Regions from separate parts of the Homo sapiens genome. Here regions 2 and 3 are each linked to region 1. A link is a loop called in an ENCODE intact Hi-C map of the cell type or tissue named here. Cell type or tissue: HCT116. All regions are shown on one strand. Region 1 overlaps MYO1D (myosin ID). Region 2 has its middle 120 kb from the start of ASIC2-AS1. Region 3 has its middle 190 kb from the start of ASIC2-AS1.

Region 1 (8,000 bases):
TCGTGCCTATCTCCCCCCTTGTTGGGCTTCAATAACTCAGCCCCTCAGCTCTGAAAGCTTATTTTTGGCCCCCACGCCTCAGTAGGTCCCTCAACACTAGTTCCCAAGCACCAGTCTGATTTTGAGTTGATTCTTCCTTTTCACACCTCAATATTTCATTTTCGTTGGTTTCATTTTGCTATTTAAAATAATTTTGTTACATTTTATCCAGACTTTTATGTGTTTGAGATGGAAACATTTTCCATGTCAGCTCAATCTAACAAATTGGCCAGAAGTCATCCAAGTGTAATATGTATTCATAAATGAACCAAGATTAGAGGATGATCAGAAATGATATAAATAATTTGGTATTTAACGTTCATCACTTTTCTCTCTCCTATAGAATTGCTCAGGCTTCTACCTTTAAAAAAATATTTAATCAATTGTTTGGATTCTTGAGTATCAAACAAATTAAACACATTGTGACTTTGGAAATACAGGGGATCCCCTCCAATTACCTGATATCACAATACAAGTGTCTTTTGATCGCCTCTTCATAGCCTTGTAAGCAGCATCCGCAATAGCAAAAAGGTGAGGCGGTCTCTCATACAGCTCACGGCCTTTATACTGCTCAATTGTGTCTCTTCCATAGATGTTCAACAACTTGTAAGGGTTCACAGAAACGACGACTTCTCCAATGAACGTATAGATGCGCCCTTTTTCAAATCTGTACAGAAGCAAAAGAAAAGGAAGACGTAGCTGTGGTTACAGAGAAATGATGTATCTGTCCTGTGAGTCTCTTATTTCCAAGGAAGTCCAAATATCCTAGGAATGATTTCTGAACTGACGTTTCATTGGCTCTGAGTTAACTTGTAGAGAATGTTTGAGGCTGTGCCCCTTCAGATGCCATTGGTAGAAAAGACCAGTAGGGGTTAAAAGCCAGGCAAGAAGGAAGAATTTAACTTGTTGGAGGCTGGGATTTCCTGTTTCCAAAATACAGAAGGGTAAGAAGATGAAAAAGCTAAAAAGAGTTGAAGACAATCTCAGAGCTCTAGGAGGAAAAGAAATAGAAGTTAAAGTAGATCTTGAAATCCACTTAGTCAGATTTTCAATTTTAAAGAGGACTGTCATATACATTTATTTTTTTCTCCCTCTTGAACCTCACTAAAATGTTAGTAAATTAATATAAACAGTAAAATCCATAACAGAGAGAATGGTGGAGGAGACACTTCTGCTCTAAATCAAACTTATTTTTTTATGACTGCCTAAAGTTCCATGGTGTCGATATATCATTATATATTCAACGATTCCTGTTCCTTCCTGCTTTCTATGAACAATACTGCAGAAAACACTCTTGATACATAATCTTACAGATTGGTGCTTTTACTTCTGTGGTATAGATTCTCAGGAATGGGACAGCTGGTTGAAAGGCATGTGTATTTTTAAAGTATATATAATATGATTCTACCTTTTCCCCATAAAATAGGGTTAAAAATCTAATCATACGTATTTGTATCTGTACACAGATATATTTTATAAATGAGTACATAAGTGTGAAAAAATATAGACAAATACATGTTATATTTTATGCATCATTTTATACACACAGTAGGGTTATGTGGAAGGAGAGAAATAAAGAGGAAGGCCACATGGGCAGGTGAGAAGAGGCCACAGGACAAAAAAAAAAAAAAAAATACAAAGCTTGAGTAGGTATGCTATGACTGCAATTGTGCAACTTTATGTGTCTATTTAAGAAAATTTTTAAATATAAAATTCAGAAAACCCATATATGTCCACTGTTTTTACACAGTAATCCACACATAGAAACATATGTGGCCCAGAGCTTAGATGTTTCCACATAACAAGTGGTTACCACCAACATGCTCTACCAGCTGAGAGATACTGGTAGACATCTCTCTCACGTCCAAGAACTGAACAAAGGGTGTGCCCTGACAGGCAAAATGCTGGTTCACAGACAGCATGTCTCTAAGCACGCTTGCTTCATGGCTGGTGGAGCAGGAGAAATAACTAAGCATTTGGGACCAAAAAGCAAGAACCTTAAATTTCCTTTAAGCTGGAATGAAGGCTGTTGGCTATAATTAGGAATGGAAACAAACAGATGTTGATAATTTCAACAATAAATTCAAACCAAGATTTTTATCAAGTATTTAGAGTATTTTAACAGTTATTAACTACTTCAAGGTTTTCAGTGCATTTTTCTACTATGGGTTTTCTATGTATCCTCTCAGTTGTTAGGAAGTTTACATGGCAGCTAAAAGCACTGATTTCGAGTCCTTTACATCTGGGTTTGAATGCTCACATTGCAAACTCAATAGCAGTGATACCTTGTGAAAGCTACTTAACCTCCATGTGTTTCAGCTTATTCATCTGTAAAATGGTCATAATTATACCCCTCTACCCTCGGACATTGAATAAGTACTTTTTAAAAAAGATCATTAATAGTATGCTTCTGATTATGTTATGCATAAGGGAGATTTTTAAATAACATTTTTGTTTTATAAACATTGCTACTGAAATCACAACAATCCTTACACATGAGGAATGAATGAATTCAATTATCATAATCCAATTCTCTGGCCAGACGCAGTGGCTCTTGCCTATAATCCCAGCACTCTGGGAGGCCAAGGCAGGTGGATTACTTGAGACCAGGAGTTTGAGACCAGCCTGGGCAACATAGTGAAACTCCATCTCTACCAAAAATACAAAATTAGCTCGGCGTGGTGGTGCACACTTATAATCCTAGCTACTTGGGAGGCTGAGGCGGGAGGATCGGTTGAACCTGGGAGGCGGAGGTTGCAGTGAGGCAAGATCGCACCACTGCACTGCAGCCTGGGCAGCAGAGTGAGACTCCATCTTAAAAAAAAAAAAATCCAATTCCCTGACTCAGCTGTCAGTCAACTACAAGTCACAAGCAAAATATCTATATAACAACTGTTCAAAGACTCGCGAAAATAAGCTAAGATTCACTACGCAAGTTTTTCTGGCTTAACCTGCAAATTTGCAGTACATGCTCAAGTATCTCCAAGGAAAAGAATCAAAAGGGCACGATTGTTTAGTTTTGAATAAGCACTGTCCAAACAAAAAAAAAAAATGAAGAAAAGCAGCAGAAGAATGTCTCATGAGCCGGGAACTCTGCAACTAAGAGTCACAGCAAATTATGTATGAGATTAGACTATTTTAAGATTCCATGTTGGTCCAATGATGTACCTTCTTTTTCACTGGATAATTTTTAGAGCCACTAATAGACCATTATGCTCTAAAATAATATTTTATTACAAATAAAATATTTTCTATTAACCTATAGGCACCATGTATAAAATAATTAAATGGCTTGGCACAGTGGCACATGCTTGCAGACCCAGCTATTTGAGATGCTGAGGCAGAAGGATCACTTGAGCCCAGGAGTTTGGGTCCAGCCTGGACAACACAGCAAGATCTCATGTCTTAAGAAAATAATTGAATGCATAACTATTAACTCAAAGATAGTGGCAAATATTAACAGAATATGATATTAAATACAATGCTTCAGCAATTCACAAAACGTTAGAAGCTCATTTTACTTGAAATTCTAAGTTTGGTTATCAAATACAAAACTTTCAATTTGGTTGGGTCTTAAAAATCACCACTAGGTGGTGCCAATATACACCTTAACAGCAACTCAAATTTCAGTTTGCATTGGAAAGCCATAGGGTAGTAAGTAAGCACTAAAGTAATATAGTCGCTTACTCTGTTTGCCTCCAGGAAGAACTACTAATTATCCTAGATGACAAATAGGATGTTATCATCTCTTACAAGAGACCAAGGAAGGTGTTCCTATGACTTCTGTGTGCAAACCTTTCATGACAAACTTTTATAATTATTCAGTATCTACTTTGTGCCAGATACCGGGTCAAACCCTGGGAATTAAAAAAGGAGTGGAGAACAGGAAAGCATTGTACATAAATAACAACAATATAGTATGATAGGTAAGGTAATAAAAGCATGTACTGTAGTGACAAAGATTATCCCAATAAACCACCTTCAGTGAGGAACACTAAGAGTAAGAGCATACAGGGTCTGGCCTCCGGGTTTCTGTTGACTTCCATCTACCAACAACACTTCCACCCACCAAAACCTCCCCTACCACTTCTCTCTGTCTCTGTTGCTCTTGTTCTCATTAATGAGCTAATTACAGTTCCCAAGAGCGCCATGTCTTCATGGTTTTGCCCATGGAGTTCATTCTGCCTCACACCTTTTCCTGGTTCCTTCTTCCCCATGTGCTTGCCAGATTCCCTCTCCTTCTCCAAAAGTCTAAGCACTAGGTCCTCTATGGAGTCACTCTTAATACTCTACCTCCAACGTCAGTTTTATGGTCTTTGCTCTGTTACCTTTTTTTTTTCCTTTTTAGAACTTCCTAAATGGTTAACATAAATTAATAGCAATTGATTTTTTAAACTAGTAAGTTTAAAAATATTTATTAAAAGGGACATATATTTTCACTGGCTTTTAAGTGAAACAAAGAGGTTCTAAAAAGTTCTGAATTAGTGAGTAGTAATGGATAAAATATAAAGGTATAATAATGACATTGGCAAACAATAGTTCACTGTAAAGGAATTCTGAAACCTTTTTTTTAAAGTAGCCTTGTTAATTTGCATGTGTCACTTATATATAGGACAATCTATAGTAGGAAGTCAAGATGAGAGGGGCTCCTTCAGATCAGTCACAGGCAGACTACATGCACAACCCCACAGAAAAGGAAGATACTGTGGGGAGGGGTGGGGTATGGAGAACCGGAAGGTGGTTGGCCCAGTCAGAGTAGAAGGCTGTGTTAAGGAATGCTGGGGAACAGTTGGAAATGTACATGGGGGTCAGATTTGATATGATATGAAAACCAGGCTTAGGGAGTTTACATTTGAGGGAGTTTACATTTGATGTGACTGGAAACAAGGAATCAGTGAAGACTTTTCTAGTTAAAGACATCAATAAGGTGCTCAGTGGGGGGAATGGTAGGAGAAATGAGGAAAGGAAAATTGGAGTTGTTTCACGGGGAAACTGGACAGAATCTTAAAACCTACTGAACATAAGGGACAAAAATATATTTGAGTTAGGCAGAAGAGAAAAAGGAATTTATTTCAGATGACCATATCTCAAATGTACTCCTGAAGCGTCTAAGTTAGATTCACCCACTAACAGAATTCAGTGTTATCCTTGGTTGACTTCTTGAAATATATGGAACCAATTATAATCAGGAAGAAAATTCTCTGTGAATGGTCTACTAGGTATGGTATTAACAAAACCTTATTCGTAAGTATTATTCATTTACTTGAGGAGGAACGTACACTTTCTGAATAGGTGTTGCTTAATCACACTGATTTGGCCTGTCTTCCTTCCTTTTTGAATTTAAATGGAATCTTAAGTTACCATGAACGTTCCTATTTCTCAGGAGAGGTGTCCATCTACCCATGCCATTTTTTTTGGCCTTTCACTATCTCCTTAGACAACTCCAATTTAGGTTCCACTCCTGCACTTCAATAAACCTTGACCAAACTTCCCAAACTGCTAAATTCACTGGTTGGTTTTCTATGCTCATCTTACTTAATTTCTCAGTATTTGACACTGACTCCCATTTCCTCAACACACTCTTCTATTGGCTTCTTTGAGCCACGTTCTCTTCATTTTCCTTCTGCTTCTCTGGTTTTCCTTCTCAGTCTCCTTTGCTGACTCCTCTTTTTCTGCTGATCTCTAAATATTCCAGTTCTCTAGGGTTGAGTCTAGTATCACTTCAAATACCATTCAAGGGTCTTCCATTTAAGGAGGATAAAGTAATGATATCTTGGCCCCCTTTCTACCCTCAGAAAATCAACAAGAATAACAAAAACAGAAAAAGACATCGCCTACAATGAAACAAAAAACTAGCCACAACTCTGAACCACAATCTAGGAAGAAAGATTGTGAAAAGCTATGAAAACTAGACCTAGTTGAGGCAGGTTGCTAAGACTGAATATATGCCTCTCCAAATCTCCGGCACTGGAGTAGAGTTCTCCAGAAGTAGGTTGCAGTTCCTGAGTAGCCAAACCAAAAGTCTTGCTAAGAATGTCAGGGTCTCAGTATGCAGGTGGCTTTGGAACAAAATAAGTCCCATTTGACACTTCTAAGTATATGTAAGGTGAGGTTAAATGAAGAAGTAACTAGAAATTCCTTTTTTTAAAAAAAAACAGGCTGTCATAGTGGTGAGGCAAAAGAGAAAAAGTGCAGTGGCTCTGCAGCAGATGATCTTGATAAATGAAAAGAGGCAATGCTAAATCACCTCCCAGAAGTCTCAGACATACATAGGGAACTTGCTTTCTAGTTAGGCAATCTTCTTGCCATTTCAGGGCAGACAGTTGGTGAGACAGGGAATGAGCAGCAGACCACCAAACTCAGTGCATTTTATCTTTCAACCCAGAATGAACCATACCTACTCAAAGATGACAATCATTAGGCCGGGCGCACTGGCTCACGCCTGGAACCCTAGCATTTTGGGAGGCTGAGGTGAGTGGATCACCTGAGGTCAGGAGTTTGAGACCAGCCTGGCCAACATGGCGAAACGCCGGCTCTACTAAAAATACAAAAATTAGCTGGGAGTGGTGGCGCATACCTGTAATCCCAACTACTTGGGAGGCTGAGGCAGGAGAATCTCTTGAACCCAGGGGGCAGAGGTTGCAGTGAGCTGAGATCGCGCCACTTCACTCCAGCCTGGGTGAAAGAGCAAAACTCCGTCAAAAAAGAAAAAAGACGGTCAGTTGAAGTGAACCAGAATGGGGCACATGATAAGATGTCAGAAGAAAAGAAAAAAAAAGTAGGTAGTGGGTAAAACATCTGACAGGCAAAAGGCAGACCAAGAATACCCCACTCCCCCAAAGAAAACCACAAAGTAGAAAAATTATGAAAGAACATTCTGTATGAAAGCAAAGAATACAAAAAAAAATGTAGCTCTCTAAAATAAGATATCAAAGAAGGCATCATTTAAAAGGAGAAATTGTGTTTAAAATCATTTTTTCAAGAGATAAAAAGCTAGAAGAGCTCAAGAAAAAAACCAGAAGAGAGAAAAAAAATCCACAGTAATAAAGGTCATATTAAAAGACATAAAGAGAATGGACACTGCTGAAAATAGAAGGAGACAGGAAGAAAAGGTGGAGAAAAGTAAGCAAAATAATTTTTTGTATTATCTCATTTATATGTAAAATCTTAAATTTTTTTTACCTCAATAGTTTTTGTGGAACAGGTGGGTTTTGTTTACATGGGTAAGTTCTTTAGGGGTGATTTCCAAGATTTTGGTACACTTGTCACCCAAGCAGCAGTGTACACCGTACCAGGTATGTACTCTTTTTTTTTTTTTTGAGACGGAGTCTCACTTTGTCGCCCAGGCTGGAGTGCAGTGGCATGATCTTGGCTCACTGCAACCTCCACCTCCTGGGTTCAAGCGATTCTCCTGCCTCAACCTCCCAAGTAGCTGGGACTACAGGCGCCCACCACCACGCCTGGCTAATTTTTATATTTTTAGTAGAGACAGGGTTTCACTATGTTGGCCAGGATGGTCTCAATATCTTGACCTCGTGATCTGCCAGCCTCAGCCTCCCAAAGTGCTGGAATTACAGGCGTGAGCCACGGTGCCAGGCCTGGTATGTGGTCTTTTATTCCTCGCCCACCTCCCTCCCTTTCCCCTCAAGTTCCCGAAGTCCATTATATCATTCTTGTGCCTTTGCATCCTCATAGCTTAGCTCCCACTTACAAATGAGAACATATGATATTTGGCTTTCCATTCCTGAGTTACTTCACTTAGAATAATGGCCTCCAGCTCCATTCAAGTTGTTACAAAAGACATTATTTTGTTCCTTTTTATGGCCGAGTAGTATTCCATGGTGTATCTATACCACATTTTCTTTATCCACTCATTGGTTCATGGGCATTTAGGTTGGTTTCATATTTTTGCAATTGCAAATTGTACTGCTATAAACGTGTGTGTGTGTGTGTGTCTGTTT
Region 2 (8,000 bases), 890 kb after region 1:
CAGAGCACAGAGCCCAAACTTGACCAAAACAGAGACTGGCAGCCTTGGGCAGTGGTCATATCAGCCATGTCCAGCAGAGATTGAAAACCATGGGGCACCCTGCAAATGTTCTGTACTGCATAGGAGGCCTCCCAGGAATTCTGGATGACTGCACCTCCTCCACTGCACCGTCAAATGGGTGCTGTTGAACTACCCACCAGCCATGCTGCTAGAGGCCTGCTAAGGTGTCTTCTAATGCAGAGAAAATACTCAAGCCTGAGCCAGTTATGTTAAATAGGAATGCTGAATCTTCAGGACCAAGAATGTTTAAAATAAGGAATCACCATTTTAAATGAAGAGAAAAAGTGAGAATTGCAAGCAACTACAAAAACAAACAAACAAAAATGAAACATGGCTACCCATCTCAACGGTGACGAAGGCTTCCTGGAACAGGGGAACTAGCAGCAGGCAATGCCATTCTGAGCTCCATCCCTGGATACCTCCTTTGATCAGGCAATGAACTACTGGAGCTACTCTTGGACTAGATCTCCAGCCCCCTGATGCCCCCTCTAATCCATCAACCTCATCTTTCTGAAATGGAAACGTGAGCACACTTCTCTGCTTTTCAAAATACTTCTGCAAGTTTCCATCCATCAACAACAATGGTGTTTCTCAGACTGGGTACACAGGCTCCAGGATGGTATGGCAGGACAACCCCCAGGTAAATGTGCACCAGTCCTAGAGTTTATCAATTTTATTTTCACATTGGTATATGTAAAAGAGTAGTACACAAACTTAGCTTAAGTTTTAAAGATAAAATATGAGACTCCCTCAAAGTGTTAAGCCTGGAAAATGCTTTTTTTGGGCTTTGCCTCTGGAGCTGTCAGATTTCCTGTTCCTTCATCTATGCTTTTAAGAGATGAAAAGTTTAAGAACCCATGGGACAAAAATTCAGATTCCATGGGAGTGCTGCATGAGACCCGTCTGGCTTTACCTCTTATCTATATCTGCAGCTCCTTTATCAATTACTCCATGATACAACTTGCTCTTTAGGATAGAAACTCAGAGACTTACTCTTTCAAGTGGATGTCCCATTTGCTCACATCCCAAGCCTGCCTTGACCTCCTTTCTTCGTCTCACATGGCATTCTGTGCTAATTGCTCCCCCTCCAACACACAAACACATGCATGTGCACACATGTACACACGCACACCCAGCATAGCATTTAAAATCCTCTGGGTAATAATCAGAAAAAAACTCCTTCAATAATAAAGACTAACACACATTGAGGGTTGACTACGTGCCTGTGATACTTCCAAACACTTCATCTTATTAGCTCTGCCCCACAACCATGATAGCGTTCCCACTGGTTGGTGAACTGTTCACTAGACATTGAATTAGTGAAAGCAGTTCTCTATGACTGACAGCCAGAATGGGATGGGATATGGGAAAGACAAGGAAGGAGGGAGAAGTGGACTATTTAGTGTTCTCCTAGGGCAACTTTTAGTCAGACCTCATATGATTAAGACACAAAGATCCAGGTTTCTCAGCCTGCGTGGACATCCACTTGGGAGGGTCCAAAGGTCTTGGGAAGGCTACAATTAGTAAGTACATCTTTATGAGTCAAATCACATTGCTGGGGGGTAAAGTCCAGATTAGATGTCAGTGTCTCTATGGCCTGGTCTGGGTCCTGAGTCGCGAGATGCACCGCTTCATGCTTTTATTAGGAACCTGATAAATGGAACCATCTATCTTTTTATTCTCATTCTTTAACGCTAATGAAACAGAAGTCAGGCTTGGAACCTTGAACCTTGTTTAGTGACTAATTCCAGCCACTTTCTGTGATCATTACCTGTGTTGCTCCCCACTTTAAATCAATTGAAATTGCACTCTTCTTGCAAATTGGAATCACATCAGTTCACTTTTCCCCCCCTATTCATTTGGAGGTTTGAAAAGCCAAGAAAAAAAATTTCCAGAATAAAAGAAGTCTCTGGGATCCATCTCTGCACAAATGAAAAATAAACCTCCCGGTTCTTAACCCTTGGCAGTCATTTTTCTTATACCTTGTCCCAAAAGGCCAGTTTCACACACTCCATTAATGCTGGCTGCCACTGGGACAATTACAGACAGACAGCTTTTCCCATTTGAGCAACTTCTTAAATTTAAAAAGCAACTGTGCAGGAAGGAAGGAGACATGTGGCTGCTCTACTACAGACCTTGTAAAAGGAGGTTCTTCTATGCTATTACCCACCCCCTCCCATACCTACCTTTCCTACCACACACAAGAGCTGAAATAAAAGTTGCATTTCACTTGTGTTGTGGCTGTTATTTTATTTTACACTCCTTGCTTAAAAAAAAAAAAAGTCTTCACTTAAAAAAAAATACATCACCCAAACATGTCTGAGATTTTTTGCAAGGCTTGGGTCTGAACCCAGTGCCTTTGATAGGGGCATTTTTCTTAGCCTGCTGTGGCTAAAGATGGGCATGGTCGGATTTCACTCGCTTGGATTAGGATGGACTTGGCCCTAATATTTTGTTTCTTAATGATTCTTCCAATTTTTAAGTGTCCCAAGAGATAGCTTTGACTTTCCACCCCAGCCTGCTGATGTTATCTTCCTAGGAACTGCTACATCTTTTAATACAACCTGTATTCAAGTTCTCCTTATAGGACCTGAGAGATTCAACTGGCAGCATTTAGGACTACCAGGAATCTCCAGTCTGGCGTTGAGATGAGACGCCTGCAGAAATGACTGGAACATACGGCAGAGCCTCTGTGGACAAGTCACTCAACCACCCCAGAGCTCACTTTCTCTATCTATAAAGTGGAAATAGCCATAATATCAATATCATAGGTTTGTGAAATGGGTCAATAAAATAAAGCATGCCACATATGTTACATAACGCCCAGCATGTAGCAAGTTGTTAGCAGGAAGTAATGACAGTGATAATGGTGTAAAGCTTGGGATGGGGGACATAAAGAAGAGAAGTTACTCCGTTTGAGAGAAATCAGGGGTGACCTCATAGAGGCGGCAGCATTACAAAGCCCTGTAGGGTTTGACAGGCTCAGGTGCAGGTGCAGGGGAGTGCAGGAGGCGGTGAAGGTTGAAGGGAGAGAAACTGAGGATGGGATGACAACAGGCCTCAGGGAAGAGTGAGGAGACCATTTCATTTTAACTGAGGCATAAAGGGGATGAGGAGGGCAGAGGAGGCAAGGGCTGCCTCCAAGAGAAGCCCAGGTGCCAGGGCAAAGGGCTTGGGCTTTCTCTTTGGGTGAGAAGAAGCTATAGCAGACATGGAGCAGATTTCTCTTGAAGCACACACTGTTTTATCTAACAGGCTGCCTTCCAGAGCAGTGATGTCTGCATCAAAGTCATATAATATCAGAGCTGAAAGGCATCTGAAGAATCATCTGATGCAAACCCTTTTTTAAAGATGGGGAAACTGAGGCTCAAAAGGAGGAGTGATGTTCAGGCAAAGGCTCCAGGACCACATATCACCAGGGAGCAGGAGAGGATTCCTACACTGGGGATGAAGGACATGTCCTCTGTGTCCCTTTCATTTTATGGCTTCTGAGATCCTCGCCCAGTCCCCTGCACCCACAGCGATAGCAAAACTCTCTCGGGGAGAAACATGGGTCCTGGCAGCTCTCATCTTCAGGGGATTAAATCCTATGCATACTTCAATATCCAAAGAAGTGGCTCCCTGAACCTACCTTACTGTCAGAATCATTCGTGAAGCTTTGTAAAGATGTGGGCAAGTGAGACCTGTCCTTTGAGCTGGGGATTCTGTAGGTCTGAGCTAAGGTCTGTGCATCCGTGTCTTTTTTTTTTTTTTGGAGACGGAGTCTCACTCTGTTGCCAGGCTGGAGTGCAATGGTGCCATCTCGGCTCAGTGCAAGCTCCGTCTCCTGGGTTCAAGCGATTTCCCTGCCTCAGCCTCCTGAGTAGCTGGGGCTATAGGCACATGCCACCAAGCCCAGCTAATTTTTTTGTATTTTAGTAGAGACGGGGTTTCACCATGTTGGCCAGGCTGGTCTTGATCTCTCGACTTCGTGATCCGCCCACCTCGGCCTCCCAAAGTGCTGGGATTACAGGCGTGAGCCACCGAGCCTGGCCCGTGTCTTTAGCAAGATATTTTCAGAAGCTCCGTGCTCCAAGAAGGTGCCCTTCATTTCTCCCGACAGTGGGGAGTCCCCTCCTCTTTCCCAGCGTATTACAGTTCCTTTGCAATGATTTTTCTCCCTTCTTCCAGAAAACATATCTGAGTTACCTTTGAAACTCACCCTCATTCATTCCCTTGGCCCTAGGACAATTTTTGTTGTTTGTTTACATGACAGATACTAAATGAAAAAATGTTTGGTGAATGATTGAAGGAATAACTGAAATACTGTGCAAATCAATGAATAATGGCAATAGTAGAAGCTACTATTCTTAGCACTTGCTCTGTGTCAGACATGGCTAAATATTTTTTATGTGTGTGTCATTTAAGTCTTGTGTCCCTATGAACAAAATACTATTTTCTTCACTTTATAGATATGGGAACTAAATTCAGAGAGATGAAGTGACCTGTCCAAGTTCGAACAACTTGTAAGTTATGGAATAAATAATTTTTTAATGGGTGAATAAACAAATCCATGCCGCTCGTTCTGTGATATCCAGGGCTCTAGTGCTGTCCCTGGCTGGCCTGAAAAAGAAGCAATGTTGCTCTCTTCTGCTCTCTGCCGGCCGAATGTAGTGTAGCACAAAGAGCTCAGAAGTCTGTCTTAGGCCCTGCATTTGTGGTCTGAGCCCAGAAATTGAGGAATCACGTGACCTTGGGTAACTCATTTCACTTTTCTGAGCCTCTTGTTTCTTTGTCTTAAAAATGAGAATGACAATCTCATCAATGAAAACTACTTGGGGATTTGGGGGAAACCGAATCAGATAAACAAAGGTGGGCACTTTGCAAGATTTGGACACAATAGTTACACAAATAAAAGCGTCCGCCTTCTGGTGTTGTGGAGATTAATGACCTAATTCTTGTAAAGTGCTTAGACCAGTACCAGGCACATAGCAAGTTACCACTCAATATCAATTAATGTTATCATCGTTATTTCCCTTTAACCCTTTAGTGACTCATCTTCTTTATTCTCTTTTCACCTGTCATGCTCCATCTACCTGAAATCTTCCTCTTGTCTGACACATTGCTCCTCCAGCTGGATTTGGGCATAGGCTCAGGGTGGCTGCAGTGTGTTGTAGGAATGTGAGAGGTACCAGGATGTCCTGTCTACTCTGGCATCAGGAATTCCCAAGGGGTATCTCTGGCCTTGGGCTCTGCACGGGCCCCGTGATCAGCTCCACACCTGTTTGTTCCAAGGAATCATGAGCTTAAGCAGAGTTTGGAAGTCTTTGAAAAAGCCTGCAACCTGGGGTTCTTGCCTTGGGGGACACAGATGAGCTTCACGGCCTCCCACATTTGCTTGCTTGGGTTTATAGGTACATCTCATTTTATTCTTTTTTAAATTAAAAAAAAATTGATACAGGGTCTCTGGGTCACCCAGGCTGGAGTGCAGTGGTGCAATCAAGGCTCACTGCAACCTCTGCCTCCCAGGCTCAAGCCATCCTCCCACCTCAGCCTCTTGAGTAGCTGGGACTACAGACGTGTACTACCACACCGGGCTAATTTTTGTATTTTTCGTAGAGACAGGGTTTCACCATGTTGCCCAGACTGGTTTCAAACTCCTGGGCTCAAGTGATCCACCCACCTCGGCCTCCCAAAGTGCTGGGATTACAGGTGTAAGCCAGTGCACCTGATTTAGCCTCATTTTATTGCACTTTGCTTTACTGTACTTTGCAGATAATGCATTTTTTACAAATTGAAAATTTGTGGCAATCCAGCGTCAAGCAAGACTATAGATGTCATTTTTCCAACAGCTGTCTCTATGATGTCACATTTTTGTAATTCTTGCAATATTTCAAACTTTCTTATTATTACTGTGTCTGATATGACGATCTATGATAAGTGATATTTAATGTTACTATTGTAGTTGTTTTGGGGCACCATGAGCCACATCCATATAAAACAACAAATTTAATTGATGATTGCTGTGTGTGTTCTGACTGCTTCATCTCTTTCCCTTTCTTTGGGAAATTGTTTCCCTGAGACACAACAATATTAAAATTAGGCCAATTAATAACCCTACAATGGCCTCTAAGTAGTCAAGTGAAAGAAGGAGTCACACATCTCTCACTTTAAATCAAAAGCTAGAAATGATTATGCTTAGTGAGAAAGGCATGTAGAAAGCTGAGACTGGCCTAAAGCTACGCCTCTTTCACTAAATAGCCAAATTGTGAATGCAAAGGAAAAGTTCTTGAAGGAAATTAAAGGTGCTACTTGTGAACACAGGAATAAGAAGAAAGTGAAAGCCTTCTTGCTGATATAGAGAACGTTTCAGTGGTCTGGATAGAAGATCAAACATGCCCAACATTCTCTTAAACCAAAGCCTAATCCAGAGCAAGGCTCTAACCCACTTCAATTCTATAAAGGATGAGAGAGGTGAGGAAGCTGCAGAAGTAGTTTGAAGCTAGCAGAGAGAGGCTGGTTCATGAGGTTTAAAGAAAGAAGCCATCTCCACAACATAAAAGTGCAAGGTGAAGCAGCAAGTGCTGATGTAGAAGCTGCAGCAAGTTATCGAGAAAATCTAGCTAAGATAATTGATGAAGGTGGTGATATAGCTTGAATACATGTCTCCACCAAATCCCACGTTGAGTTGTCCCTCCCATTGTTGGGGGTGGGGCCTGGTGGAGGTGGAAGGTGTCTGGGTCATGGAGGTGGATCCCTTATGGTTTGGTGCTGTCCTCCTGATAGTGAGTGAGTTCTCCTGAGATCTGGTTAAGTTTGTGCCCCCCATGCCACTGCCTCGCTTGCACCTTCTTTTGCCATGTGAAGTACCCGCTCCTGCTTCCCCTTCCACTGTGAGTGGCATGCTGGTGCCATGCCTGTATAGCCACTAGAATCATGAACCAATTTAACCTCTTTTACTTATAATTTACCCAGTCTCAGGTATTTCTTGGTAGCAATGCAAGAACAGCCTAATATAGGTGGCTACACTAAACAATATTTTCAGTGTAGACAAAACAGCCTTATATTGGAAGAAGATGCCCTCTAGGACTTTCATAGCTAGAGAGAAGTCAATGTCTGGCTTCAAAGCTTCAAAGAACAGGGTAACTCTTTTGTTAGAGGCCAGCGTAGGAGGTGACTTAAGTTGAAGCCAATGCTCATTCACCATTTTGAAAATCCTGGGACCCTTAAGAACATCTATTCTGCGCCCATGGATCAAGAAGTAATTTTGACCTTTAAGTCTTATTATTCAAGAAATATATTTTATAAAGCTATAGCTGCCATAGATAGTAATTCCCCTGATGAATCCGGGCAAAGTGAATTCAGAACCTTCTGGAAAGGATTCACCATTCTAGATGCCATTAAGAACATTTGTGACTGATGGGAGAAGATCAACATATTAACTTTAGTGGGAGTTTGAAAGAGATGATTACAACTCTCACGGATGGCTTTGAGGAGTTCAAGGCTTCAGGGGAGGAAGTCACTGCAGATGGGGTGGAAGTGACAAGAGGACTAAGAAGTGGAGCCTGAAGATGTGACTGAATTGCTTCAATCTCATGAAAAAACTGGAACAGATGAAGTTCGAAGTAAGAGTTGTTTTTTATGGGTGAGCAAAGAAAGTGGTTTCTTGAGATGGAATCTACTCCTGGTGAAGATACTGTGAATACTATTGACGTAACAAAGGATTGAGCATATTACATAAACTTAGTTGATAAAGCAGCAGCAGGGTTTGAGAAGATTGACTCCAGTTTTGAAGGCGTGGGTAAACTGTGGGTAAAATGCTACCGAACAGAATTGCATGCTACCTGTTAAATCCTTTGTTAAAGGAAGGGTCAGTCTACATGGCAAACTTCATTGTTTTATTTTTAAAAATTGCCACAGTCCCCCAGCCTTCAACAGTCCCCATCCTGATCAGTCAGTAG
Region 3 (8,000 bases), 970 kb after region 1:
TTGCTTCTTTTACCTCCAGTTGAGATGAAGATCATGCTACTCTTGCTTCCCACTGCTGCTGTCAGGTCATGCCACCTCTCCCTCAGATTCTCCCCAACTTCCATTTTTCTCCCTATGGACTCCACAGAATGTGAGATTTGCAAGTCCAGAGAGGGAGTGACTTCTCCAAGGCTACAGGCCAAGACAGAGGCAAAGCCTGGACTAAACCTCCCTCCCCTTCTTCCCCAGGTCTGCAGGGTCCTCAGGACACTCCCCTCTGGTCTCTGATGCCTGCCTCTGACAGGCGGGCCTCACCTCAACTCCATCCCCTGACATCATCCCCGCATCTTCAAGTCACTTTAGTTTTAGTGAAAGAAGCCAGTGCTAATTCAGTGTGTAACATGAGCTAGACATTCTGCATTCTCAGGTGGCCCTCAACAACCTCAAGTGGAAGGTACCAGTATCATTTCCATTTCAGAGATGAGGAAGTCAAGGCTTGCGAAGGTTAAGCGACTTGCTAGAGAGCGCACGCCTTGAATGTAACAGAGTTGAGCTTTGAGCCCACTCAATCTAACTGCAAAGCCCACCCTTCTGCCGGCCACACTCTCTGGGCAGTTCCTCTCATCTCTTGCCCTCCTAGCCACCTGCCTCCTTAAGCACCCGCCTCCTGGTGCCTGCTTCCCTGATTCCTTGCAGCTTTCCCTGAGCACTCTTGGGCTTCTCCCATGCAAACTGCCACCTCCCAGGTCTGGAGATGTGGAATCTTGAACCCCAAACTCTGGTCCTTTCACCTCTTCCATCCTTCAGTGCAGGGGCTTGGCCTGCATCCAGAGCAGTTTATGGAAACTCCTTTGGCCTCAGATTTAGCCTCTGCAAGAGGAGACACAGTACAGTCCTTCCTCACAGGGCATTCGGGAGAAAGAAGTCCTGAGAAATAATGGTGCATTATTTAAAAGCAGGGCTTCCTGATAGGAAAGAAAAAACAGAAACCCAGACCCCAATTCACTAACTCATCATGGGTAGGGTGGAAGTGGCAGGATACTGCCCCTCCTGGTCTCTGCCTCCCTGTCTACAAAATGAGATGGCACGGTGGTGGCCTGGGGATTCCTTCCACCTCCCACCTTCTGGGCCACATGAGAATAGAAGCTGCCCTCATGATCTCTGAGCTGCCTTACGGCTCTAGAACTCCAGGATGATAAATATATAAGGCTTCATAATGTCCTTTCTTCCTTCGTGTGCCTCTTAAGTGATTAGTGTAATACTCTGTACACAATAGACTTTTAATTATTATCTGTGGAACGCATGCATGCGAGAGCCACGCAGGAGCTCAAATGGGAAGGAACTGAAGTCCCATGGGACAACAGTCCACGGAAACATCTCCCCAGCCTTCTTTTCAAGGGGAACACAGGACACGTGTCTGCAGCATGGCCCTGGGCTCAGGGGGCCCTCGGCACAGCCTAAGAACACTTGGCTGCCCCTCCAGAGGTGAGAGGAGAGCAAGCTGGCTCCTGCTCTCCTTTCTTCCTTTCCCTCCTGGGCAGGGGAGCAGGAAGGTGAAGCAGCACCACCTAGGAGAGAACCGGGTTGGGGTGCAAGAGCACAGCTTCCTCTGGAGCTCTGGCAGGAAGGGTGGTGTGTGATTCTCCCTCCTGGAGGCCTTTCTGTCATGCATGCTTCAGGACCCTTTCCCTCCCTTTCCCCCTACCCCAGGGAAACAAGACCCCTCTCCTTCTCCAGCTGCTCCCCCAACCCCAAGACCCCATCTTTGCTTGGTAGGACTCACTTCCTCTACTGGGAGGAGAGCGGCGAGGCGTTCTCTCTGTGGAGCACAGGAGTGCTGTCTAAGAGTGCAGGTGGGGGCTCCTCGGACCGTGTGGGAGGGGCGCTTTCACCAGTCCAGCCCCTGTTCCTCTCCTCTACTCCTGTGGGCCTGGGGGTCTCTCACATGGATCTCACTATTGAAGGGGAACTTCTTAGTGGTCCCAACCTTAGCACCAGTTTCATGCACAGATCCTGAGCTGGCTGTCCCCATCTGGACCGCCCTCTCCATGGCTCCCTCCCACACCTCAGAGCTGTCACTTGGTGGGCTTGTCATGCCCACCAGACTGTTACTTATGGGAGGAGAGGACGACTGCCTCTCTTACAGCTTGCCCCGGCCTGACACAGCCTCCAGTCAACACCCACTTCACCGTCAGCCCTGCCTGCTCTCCAATTTGGTCTCTGTCATGCTCAGGCCTGTTCTATTTCTAAGTCCGTCCAAAGCCAGTGTGGATTGGAGAAAGAGGGTTATTGGCAGGTACAGGATTGGGGGGCCCAGCTTTGTGTGCCTTGAAATGTCCCATGCTGCCAACTCCAAGGCTGTGCTGCCAGTGAGCCTCAGGAGTGCCCGAGTCTCCCCCCATGCCATCTTCTGCCAGGCGGGACCTCAGTTAGGGACCAGCTGTGGGGACCAGCCTCCCTCTTTGATCTAAATATCCACTTTCCAGTTTTTCATGCAGTTCCTCACTTCCTTCCTCTACTCCTGTCCATTGCATATCTATTCTGTGCCAGCCACTCCGCTAGGTGTAGGGAATGTTGTTGTGATGTGTGGGTGTGCAGGGTCCCTGAGGGAGAAACTGAGGTTCAAGGAGGTCAGGTGAGGGGTGAGCAGATGTGGTGGAGTCAGAAGACCCAGAGAGCCCTTGTCCCACTCTGCAGAAGACTATCCAGGACCCTGGGCAACCCCTTCCTCTTTCCTGGACTTTGGTTCCTCATCCTTAAATGAACAGATTGCAAGGAACTGAGGGGGAAACGGTGGTTCCTGAGGTTTGGTAGACTGATGAAGACTGGATGCTCTTCTCAGATGAGCTCATGTGCACGATATTGTGCAAAATAAATTCAGTGCACTCAGGAGGCCCTGGAGCCTGGGGTGAGATGCTCGCTAGGAACCTTTACATTCCAGAAATAACTTAGTGCCTAGGGCCCAGTGGTTAATAACTCCAAGATGACTTAGTGCCGAGGGCCCTACATTTAATAACAGGACTTAGTGCCCAAGACCCTACAGTTAATAACTCCGAACAGTGCCCATGACCTGCACCCTATGTGGAGTGCACCCGGATGTCAGAGTTTGTTTTTCTGTTTATAATGCTTTGTTTGTTTTGTTTTGATCTAAGATCATTGAGACATCAGGCATTGTCTGATTGGGCTAGGGACTCAGCAGGGCTGATCTGTGATTTCTGGAGTCTTCAGAGAAAGCTTCCTGTATGTTTTCCTTCCTACTTACACCCAACCAGAAGCTTAAGGCAGCTGGGGATGGGGAGAAGGGGGTGATTCATCTTTCTAATAAAACACATCCATCCAGTTTCCTGGGGAAACACATTGGAGAGATCCCCAGGCAAGACTCAGGGAAATAAAGTAATAATGTTATCAGTCTTCACAGAGCTATTTAAATACAGATTGGGTTGCTGGGAGATGAAAGGGGGCCCCTTTTGTTATGAAAATGAAGGGAGATGGGAGGGTTGAGTTTGTGTTTTGATATGTTAATCAGCTTGGAAGCCACCCAGGGTAGGGACGGGTGGGGAGGCTGAGTTGCCTGGCATATTTATTTGTTCAGTTTAATTTAACAGCTAGGCTACAACTGGGCTGCAGTCGGGATTGTGTAAAGATGATTACAGCCCTATCATTAATCAGATGCCTGCAGGAGACGGCTCATAGCTTGCTGCTACCTTGGCTGCATACAGATCTGCAGCCGCCCTGACACGGCACCAATGTGGTCTCATTCCGCCATCTAGTGGCACTGCCAGGAATTGTTCTGGGAAAGTCAGAAAAACAAAGTATTTTGGTTTCTTTTTAAATGATGCGGCCACCTTCTAGAATAAACAGAAACTGCTGCTGTTTCTGAAGAGATAAGATATAGAAAGGTCTTTGGAAATTAAGTGACCAGTCTTCCCTTTTTACCGATGCTGAATTTGAGGTCTGAGACAGTAATTTTTTCAAGGACATAGTTTTTTTTTTATTGCGACTAGAATTTTGAATTCCAAATCCATTGATTTTCCTAACATACCAATGTATATAAACACGGATACGTCTCCATCCCTCACGCTTTCATCCATTCTGTTTTTCAACTCTTCTGTATAACGTTTTGGTTTACTTTTTCTTTCCTTTGGATTCAGATCCCGATTTCATTTAATTCTAGTTTCCCCTGCTCCCTGCATAGAATGACTTAGAGTCCAATTAAGAAACAATTACTCCAGCTGATGGAGGGTCAGGGGAGCTGCAACAGCAAAGAATGAACTGTCCTGTAGAACTGGTAGACTTAGGGGGCAGACCGGGTGTGCTGAGAGGCAGCGGGAGGCTGGGAGGGAATGCTAGGCTTTGGAGCTTTCCTCAGCCCAGCTTAGGGAAGCCGGGGGTGGGGGTGAGGGGTGGGGTGGGGGTGGGGAAGATTATACTTTGGTTTTACTCTTGTTAAAGATGTCCTTCTGTTAACATCCCACATTTGTCGTCTAAGCACCACCTGACAGAGCAGGCACTGGGAAGGAGTGAAGAGCAAGGCAAGTCCCTGCCCTCTAGAAGGTTGCAGTCTGGGTAGAGACTGACCCAGGAACACATACACAGAGTAGGGTCATTTTTCCAAGAGTAGACTCAGCTGGTGGCCCTCTGAGAGTCGGCCCTTTCAAACAGAAATTTAAAAAAATATTAAAATTAAGATAAAAAAGAGTTTCACTTTTTCCTCCATACCTCTCAGAGGAAATTAAAATGAATCTAATTTATAACCTTAGCACCACTTCTTCTAACCCCTTTCTCTCCACCTCAATCATTCCCATACTCTACACTCTGAACGCTTTCATTAGCAAAAAAAAGTCAAAAGGTGGGGTGGTTAGAAGAATGAAAAGACAAGCCACAGACTGGAAGAAAACATTTACAAAGCACATATCTGAAAAAGGAATTATATCCAAAATATACAAAGAACTCTTAAAATTCAATACTAGCAACATAAGCAACCCAATTAAAAAATGGGCCAATGATCTTAACAGACATCTCACCGAAGAAAAGATATATGTATTTATGACTCTTTCATGTCTTTTGGGGACTGGATAGACCATTTCCTTTTATCATTGAATAATATCCATGGTATGGGTCTACATAGATGGCAGATAAGTATACAAAAAGATGCTCCACATCAATGTCATTAAGGAACTGCAACTTACAACAAGAGTGAGATGCCACATACACCTCTGACAATGGCTAAAATCCAAAACACTGACATCACCAGATGCTGGTGAGGAGGTGGAGCAACAGCAACTCCCATTCATTGCTGGTGGGAATACACAATGTTGCAGCCACTTTGGAAGAAAGTTTGGCAGTTCCTTATGGAATCAAACATATTCTTACCATATAATCCAGCAATCAAGCTCCTAGGTATTTCCCCAAACAAGTTAAAAACATACATCCACACAAAAACCTGCACACAAATGTTTATAGCAATGTTATTTATAATTGCCAAAGAACTGGAAACAATGGAAGCAATCAAGATGTCCTTTAATAGGTGGATGAATACACTGTGGTACATCCAGACAATGGAATATTATTCAGTGATATAAAGAAATTGGTTGTCAAGCCATAGAAAGACATGGAGAATCCTAAATATGTATTGCTAAGTGAAAGAAATCCATCTACAAAAGCTACATACCGTATGATTCCAGCTATATGACATTCTGGAAAAGGCAAAACTATGGAGACAGTAAGAAAATCAGTGGTTGCCATGGATTGGGGGAAGAAAAGGAGGGAAGAAGGGGTGAAGCTTGGGGGTGGGAGTCTTTTTGGCCAGTGAAACTATCCTGTATGATACTGTAGTAGTGGACACACGTCATCATACATTTGTCAAAACCCATAGAATTGTATAACACAAAGAATGAACCCTAATGTAAACAATGGACTTTAGTTAGTAATGTGAAAAGAAAAACTTCAGCTGAATTAAATTTAAAGGAGTTTAATTGAGCAATGAACAATTCGTGAATGGGGCAACCCCTAGAATCACAGCAGCTTCAGAGAGACTCCAGTGCAGCCGTGTGGTGGAGGAAGATTCATACACACAAAAAAGGGAAGTGACGTAAGGAAATCGGAAGTGAGATACAGAAACAACTGGATTGGTTACAGCTCATCCTTTGCCTTATTTGAACACGGTTTGAACACTTGGCGGTGTATGAGTGGTTTGAAGTATGGCTACTGGGATTGGCCAAGACTCAGCTATTGTTACAGGTGCATACTCCTAAATTAGGTTACAGTTCATCCACGAGGTCTCAAATATAGAAGTACAGAGTCCTTCTCAGGCCATATTTAGGTCACTTTAACAGTAACAATGTATCAATATTGGCTCATCAATTGTAACAGATATATCACACTAATGCCTGTTGTTAATAACAGGGGAAACTGCAGCTGCCGGAAGAGAGCGTACATAGGAACACTCTATACTTTCTGCTCCATGTTTCTATGCACCTAAAACTGCTCTAAAAATCAATTTTAAAAACAAAAAATAAAAAGATGGGTGGGAAGGGGTACTGATTCCCTTCCTCCACCCCAGCCTCCCTGCACCACCTCTCTATCCCTGTTCTTTATGGGGTAGGTTGTCTGAATCTCTCCCTTGCATGTCCCTCCCCTCTTCTCTCACCTTTGAGAATCAACTCTTCTCAGCCCATCTTCAGATTCTGCTCCTAAAACATCAGGGATGATGGTGGGGGGAGGGGTGGAGAGTCCATCCGAGTTGGCAGGTGGCGTTCCTTCTGGTTAGAGGGGTTATGCATATTCATTGTGAGAAGGTTCCCAGCATCTGGGCTCCGGATGTCACACAGACACTCCGATAAAGCTATGGACATACCCTAAGGCCTCCTAGCTCTAAGCAGGCCCAGCAGCTCAGAGGTCACCCCTGAGCTCCTGGGGGCTTCCTGCTCCTGGGAGCAGCTAATTGTTTATGCATCTCTCTCCCTGGGTAAACTGCAAACTCTGAAAGGTGAAGACTACATCTAATTCATGCTGTTGTTCCTTCTCAGCATAACTCTAGCATCTAAGGCAGAGTATATGCTCAAACTTCAATTATCAAATAAATGTGTTGATGGGTTTAGTATATGTGTTAAAGAACAGTTCCCTATAGGCTGGTGCGGTGGCTCACGCCTGTAATCCCAGCACTTTGGGAGGCCGAGGCGGGCAGATCACGAGGTCAGGAGATCGAGACCATCCTGGCCAACATGGTGAAACCCCATCTCTACTAAAAATACAAAAAAAGTTAGCCAGGCATGGTGGCGGGCACCTGTGGTCCCAGCTACTCAGGAGGCTGAGGCAGGAGAATGGTGTGAACCTGGGAGGCAGAGCTTGCAGTGAGCCAAGATCGCACCACTGCACTCCAGCCTGGGCAACAGAGCGAGACTCCATCTCAAAAAAAAAAAAAAAAAAAAAAGAACAGTTCCCTATAGACAGTGAGAATGTTGCCTTGTATAACAAAAAGGACTTTGCTGATGGGATTAAGTTAAAGATTTTTGAGCTGACGGGATTATTCTGGATTATTCAGGTCAGGTCAAGGTCATCAAAAGTGTCCTTATGAGAGGGCAGAGGAAGGCAGGGGGACATTTGACTACAGAAAAGGAGAGGACAATGTGAAGAAGAGATCAGGGTGAGGTGGCCACAAGCCAAGGAATGCTGGCAGCCACCAAAAAGCTGTAAGAGGCAAGCAAATGGATTCTCTTCAAAACTTCTGTGTGGAGCACGACCCTGCTGTTACCTTGGTTTCAGCCCAGTGAAACCCATTTCCAATTTCTGACGTCTAGAGCCATAAGACCCTATGTCTGTGTTGTGTTAAAGCCTCTCAGTTCCTGATGTGTTACAATAGCAACAGGAAACGAATACAGCATCATTCACTGGAGATGTTTCCTTCCTGGTTTGGTTTATCTTTCTGAGTCTCTCTTTGGGATGTCACTAAGCTCATAGGCTTATGCTAAGCAGAAACCTGCTCTTAGAGATGAATGATACATTTGAATGGACATCATTGG

Evidence for each region. Peaks named below come from ENCODE experiments on the same cell type or tissue, not always from the same donor. Only the 100,000 strongest peaks of a DNase experiment are listed, where the experiment ranks them.
Region 2: it touches region 1 in a loop (7-fold over the local background); 3 of 110 quality-filtered maps call a loop at or near these places.
Region 3: it touches region 1 in a loop (6-fold over the local background); 14 of 110 quality-filtered maps call a loop at or near these places.

What each region holds. Positions count from the first base shown.
Region 1 is chr17:32,780,079-32,788,078 of GRCh38, forward strand. MYO1D (myosin ID) reads right to left here. Exons shown (of 22, transcript NM_015194.3): 2 at 498-706. Among named protein-coding and RNA genes, the nearest start is that of MYO1D-DT, 93 kb to the right of the region's middle. In HCT116, a CTCF peak has its summit at 3,623 (motif pointing right); a DNase peak (open chromatin) is centred at 3,653.
Region 2 is chr17:33,670,099-33,678,098 of GRCh38, forward strand. It overlaps a transcript of ASIC2 not described here. Among named protein-coding and RNA genes, the nearest start is that of ASIC2-AS1, 120 kb to the left of the region's middle. In HCT116, a CTCF peak has its summit at 4,707 (motif pointing left); a DNase peak (open chromatin) is centred at 4,693.
Region 3 is chr17:33,747,569-33,755,568 of GRCh38, forward strand. It overlaps a transcript of ASIC2 not described here. Among named protein-coding and RNA genes, the nearest start is that of ASIC2-AS1, 190 kb to the left of the region's middle. RefSeq lists enhancers at 2,774-3,313, 2,932-4,090, 3,314-3,851. In HCT116, a CTCF peak has its summit at 3,755 (motif pointing left); a DNase peak (open chromatin) is centred at 3,753.